Regions from separate parts of the Homo sapiens genome. Here region 1 is linked to region 2. The links are chromatin contacts, found by Hi-C in ENCODE. All regions are on one chromosome and are shown on one strand. The core of a region is the stretch at or near the end of the contact, and the rest is flanking DNA. Distances in the headings are between cores, read along the strand shown.

Region 1 (2,700 bases), core at 51-2,550, 6.0 Mb after region 2:
ACCTTTGAGGATTCTTAGGATTGTTTGGAAGAGGGGACTGGATTTTCTATCACTAAATAGGGTGGGATTTGTTTTACAGTTGATAATTTTTTGATGGGGTGCGTCAGGGTCCCACTCTGTCACCCTGGCTGGAGTGCAGTGGCGTGATCACGACTCACTGCAGTCTCAACCTCCTGGGCTCAAGTGATCGTCTCACCTCAGCCTACCAAGTAGTTGGGACTACAGGTGCGTGCCACCACACCCGGCTAATTTTTGTATTTTTTGTAAAGATGGGGTTTTACTATGTTGCACAGACTGGTCTCAAACTCCTGGGCTCAAGCTATCTGCCCACCTCAGCCTCCCAAAGTGCTGGGATTAAAGGCAGGAGCCACCGCGCCCGGCCTATAGTTGACAATTAACTAGAAGTGTGACATTGGAATTATAGAGGGAGAGTAACGAGACTCATTACTTACTAGCCCAGGGTAGGAGACATTAGTGGGCCGCAGGTTTCATCCTTAAATTTCTGTGAAGCCTTTCTTGAGGACATCTGCCCTTTCCTTCTCTCCCTCAGTGTGTGGTTTTCCTTTCTCTGGCTCCCACTGCACTCTGCACATACCTTTATCACAGCAACCACTTACGGTGTATTGTAATTTGTAATTATCTATGTACATGTCTCCAAGTAGACTGACCTCAAGGGCGAGGGACTGGCGCTGGTACTCAGACCCCGGGTTCAAGTTCCAGCCACGTCTCTAGCTAGTTTTGTGATCTTAGACAAATAACTTAATCGCTCTATGCCTCAATTTCCTTGACTTATAAAACTGGCTTAAGACTCTCTGTCACACGCCATTGCTGGGCATATTAAGGTGACAATGCGTGAAAAGTACGAGGCAAAAGGTAAGTGCAAAATAAAGGGCGCCTAAAACGGTAAACGTGTGTTAATTAACCTGATCTACCTTTACATGTGCATTCAGCAAACACTGAGCACCTAATGTCCTCTGGGACCCCGGAACGCCTCCTCCGGAGTGGAGCAGCCTCACATGTGGCCTGTGGGCCTTGTCCCACGGGCCGGCTCCGGATTGGCTCCGCCGAAGAGAAAACCCTGCCGACAGCCCTTCCGATCTCGTCAGCGATTGGGCCGGGACCGTCCCACAATTACTCTTGTTGCTGGGCTCGGAAATAGGGAGCGGTGCTAGGTTGCGCGTGCGCAGATTGAGAATGGAGCTTTCCGGTCGGGCGGGAGGAGGTGACGTCAGGAGTGGTGGCGGGCGGGGGCCTCTGGTAGCCCTGGGGACGCTGTATCTGTGGGCTCTTGAATCGCGTCACAAATCAGCGACCGAACTCTGGCGGTGGTGGTTAAGACGGCGAAGGCGGCAGCGGCGGCGACAGCTCTGGGGTTTGCGTCTCGGGGTGTGTCGGCCGCCGCTGCTGCTTGGGCCTGGTATGTACAGATGGCTGGTTAGGATTCTCGGCACCATTTTCCGTTTCTGCGACCGGTCGGTGCCCCCTGCCCGGGCCCTCCTGAAGAGGCGGCGCTCAGACAGGTGAGACGAGAGGGGGCTGAGCGCCAGCCTGGCCTTACCCCCTCCCCCACAGCGGGCTCCTCGGCCGTGATAGCTTTGATTCAGCCAGGCTCACCCGAAACAGGTCGCCGGGATCCTAGTGACGTAGTCGCTCCCGCCAGGCTGTAGGGAGGCAGCTCCTGATGAAGGAGGAGCTGGTCGTCTTCGTAGCGGCCGGTGATGGCAGGGTCTTTGACATTCTTGTCAGAGGCCAAGCTGGTTGCTGATAACAAATGGGGCTTTGCCGCTCTTAGGCTGAACACTAACATTGAAGGAATACTGTCTTTGTTGTGGCTCACTGTTTACAAAGCACCCTCGCAAGTGTCATCTGCAGACATTAAGTGCAGTTGAAGTGAGATTCATAGCTTGCCCAAAGCCGTTTTGACTGCAAGTACTGTCCTTGCAGCAAGAAACAGCACCTGTTTTGTTCCAAAACAGCTGTCAAACAGTCTGTGTGTTTGGGGCCAGAAGGGTTTTGTGCTTTAGAATTAGTGAATGAGTAAAAAGGCTTAGGTGCCTCACTCCTTTAAAACAATCACTAGTCTGTACTCTTAAATTCGGTTAAAATTTGGGGGAAACGCAAAGCTATTCTTTTCTTTTTTTCTTTTTCTTTTGGTTGAGACGGAGTCTTGCTCTGTCGCCCAGGCTGGAGTGCAGTGGTGCGATCTCGGCTTACCGCAACCTCCGCCTCCTGGGTTCAAGCGATTCCCCTGCCTCAGCCTCCCAAGTAGCTGGGATTGCAGGTGTGCACCACCACGCCTGGCTAATTTTTGTGTTTTTAGTAGAGATGGGGTTTCACTATATTGGCTAGGCTGGCCTTGAACTCCTGACCTCAAGTGATCCGCCCACCCCAGCCTTTGGAAGTGCTGGGACTGCAGGCATGAGCCACTGCACTCAGCCCCAAAAGCTATTCTTATTTAGCATCTACTCTTTGGAGTGTCCCATTTTATTGTATCGACCTCCTTACCTAAAAATCTGGAAAATAAAATACTATACAAATTCTATGCCCCCTCTTCAACTTTAGTGATCAAGTGTTAATTTTTTTTTTTTTTGAGAAGGAGTCTCGCTCTGTCCCCCAGGCTGGAGTGCAGTGGCGCAATCTCGGCTCACTGCAAGCTCTGCCTCCGGGAGTCACGCCATTCTCCTGCCTCAGCCTCCCCAG
Region 2 (2,700 bases), core at 156-2,655:
GCAGTCAATTTTGCAACATGTGGGCTGGGCACGGTGGCTCACACCTGTTATCCCAGAAATTTGGAAGGCCGAGGTGGGAGGATCACTTTGAGCCCAGGAGCTCAAGACCAGCCTGGGCAAGATGGCAAAACCTCATCTTTAACAAAAATACAAAAATTAGCCAGGCATAGTAGCACGTGCCTTATAGTCCCAACTACTCGGGAGGCTGAGGTGGGAGGACGCTTTGAGCCTGGGAGGCAGAGGTTTCAGTGAGCTGAGATCACACCATTGCACTCCAGCCTGGGCGACAGAGTCAGTCCCTGTCTCAAAAAACAAAAACAAAAAAACCTCACAATTTTGCAACATGTATCAGGAGCCTCAAATACTTCCTCCTTTAATTCAGTAATTCTGCATCTAGAAGTTTCAACTGAAAAAATTATTATAGATGGGAATTTATAAATTAAGATGTTTATTAAAGCACTATATAGGATGTCAAGTTTTTAATTATGTAAATACGCAGCTAAGAATGGTTTAAAAATTACTGTGCATCTGGATGATAAATTATTATGCAGTAATTCAAAAATCCTGTTTTTAAAAAATAGTTAACGACCTGAGATGATTTGAAACTAAATAATGAAGTTTATCACAAGTGTTGTATCCCTACCAAAAATATTTAGCCTAAATCTTATAATGAGGAAACAATCAGACAAATCCAAATGAATAAGATTCTTAAAAAGCTAATCTCATCAAAATGTCAACAACATTAAGAAAAAAAAAAAAAAGAAATTGTTCCGGATAGAGACTAAAGAGTCATGGCAACCAATGTAATAAATGGATACTTCACTGGATCCAGGACCAAGAAAAATAAATAAATAAAAGAAGTTACTAAGTTACCAGTTACTTTCATTGTAACACATCCTGTAAATACAAATATCTCTTCTTTTTTAATCCATCCAAACTTGACACAGACTTGAGTATCACAACAAAAACATCTTCGGTAAAGTTTTTCGCACCTCACCCAGCCCAAGAGGATGCTTCTGTACTTATAGATGTATTTACTTCAACAAATGCTGGACATCTACAAACCCCATATACTGTCTTGTCCACAGCAGGCAGCAACAAAATGAGGAAGGAATAGAAATGTCGGAGGTGAGCGACTTCTCCAAGGTCACTCACTCCTCACCAAAGTGGGCTCCGGCTCTGCCATCCAGGCGGCCGTTCCATTCTTGAGTTGTTCTCGGCATCTCGGCATCTCGGCAACCAAACAAGATCCAAAGTTGGAGAGGTGGGCAAACCTACTTTATACATCACTTACCCTGTGCAGGCAGGGACCTGAGGAGTTATTAACGATCGGGAAGATTTCAGGGCGGATGAAACTCTCCTACAAAGAAGGGCCAAACCGGCCGCAGCCATGTTTTCGCATAACTGGCAAAACGCGTTTCCGCCAACGATAGCGTCACTTCCGGCGTCTCAAGCCGGCGGTGAGGAGAATAGAAAACTTGCCCTCACTTAAGATGGCCACATCCTGCCTTTGTCCTCATTGGTAAATTGGCTCTCTCAGCTTCCGTGACCCGCCTCCCTTCTTCCTCCTGCCCGTAGTAGCCATGGCGGCCATGAGTTTGTTGCGGCGGGTTTCGGTTACTGCGGTGGCAGCTCTGTCTGGCCGGCCCCTTGGCACTCGCCTCGGATTTGGGGGCTTCCTCACTCGTGGCTTTCCGAAGGCTGCTGGTGGGTGCTGGCCTAGGGAGAACGGGCGTGAAGCGGGTGCGGGGCGAGAAAAGGGAGGACGCTTCCAGGGTGACCTTGGTGGGATCCGGAGGGAGCCGGGACAAGTTGTGGGCTTGGGGCTTGACAGGAGAGACGGAGCACGAGCTATATGAGGGGTTTTCCTGAAGTAGCCAGATAGATCGTGTTTACATTATTAGCATTTCTAAAACGTTGTTATTCACCATCCCAATTAATGCTAATTTGCGGATGAAGCTGAGTCTAGAAAGGTATAGAGCTGAGATCTGTATCTCTAGGGCACAAGCTTATTGTTGCGTTCCACCTGCCCAAAGGCTAGGTTCTAGTCCCACAGATGCAAAGTCATCTTGCCGAGAAGCCCACCTATGCTAAGGAATATGAAGACAGGTAATATGTAGACAGGTAAAGAGGCTCAGGGCCAACTTATTCTTTAGGCACAGTAAGTACCGTGCCGCCCAATAATGAGATGCAGATGAACTGGGGAGGAAGAGAGGTTTTTGTTTTGTTTTGTTTTGTTTGTTTGTTTTTTGAGACAGAGTCTCACTCTGTTGCCCAGGCTGGAGTGCAGTGGCGCGATCTTGGCTCACTGCAACCTCCGCCTCCTGGGTTCAAGCGATTCTCCTGCCTGAACCCATGATAGTTTTAGGGGTCTACGAAAGTCTTTTAATTTAAATTTCTTTTTTAAAAAAACCATAATGTTTATGAATATGATAACGAATCCAGCCTGTATTATGTTCGTTTTATACCAATGCAGTCATAAAATATTATTTTTAATAACTTAGACGAAGGGGCCCTTGAAGGCAAAAGTGCCTAGGTCTCAGGAAAGTCATAATACAGTCTTTTTTTTTTTTTCTTTTGAGACAGTCTCACTCTGTCACCCAGGCTGGAGTGCAGTGGCACCATCTTGGCTCACTGCAATCTCCACCCCCCGGGTTCAAGCGATTCTCCCGCCTCAGCCTCCCCAGTAGCTGAGGCTAC

What was found. A loop is a pair of places that touch in the nucleus more often than their neighbours do. Pooled maps may share reads with other maps.
Region 1: a map of naive thymus-derived CD4-positive, alpha-beta T cell shows a loop between it and region 2 (15-fold over the local background). The contact joins the promoter of SENP2 here to the promoter of MRPL47 in region 2. A Hi-C loop is called at or near these places in 2 of 168 maps with a recorded cell type or tissue (CD4-positive, alpha-beta memory T cell and naive thymus-derived CD4-positive, alpha-beta T cell) and 9 of 50 pooled maps.

Annotation. Positions count from the first base shown.
Region 1 is chr3:185,584,995-185,587,694 of GRCh38, forward strand. SENP2 (SUMO specific peptidase 2) reads left to right here and starts at 1,301. Exons shown (of 17, transcript NM_021627.3): 1 at 1,301-1,520. The coding sequence starts at 1,420. RefSeq lists enhancers at 1-159, 160-778, 779-1,397, 891-940, 981-1,380.
Region 2 is chr3:179,603,233-179,605,932 of GRCh38, forward strand. MRPL47 (mitochondrial ribosomal protein L47) reads right to left here and starts at 1,406. Exons shown (of 7, transcript NM_020409.3): 1 at 1,295-1,406. The coding sequence starts at 1,392. It overlaps NDUFB5 (NADH:ubiquinone oxidoreductase subunit B5), which reads left to right and starts at 1,562. Exons shown (of 6, transcript NM_002492.4): 1 at 1,562-1,707. The coding sequence starts at 1,584. RefSeq lists enhancers at 696-1,562, 1,488-1,687, 1,563-2,429, 1,868-2,027, 2,058-2,147.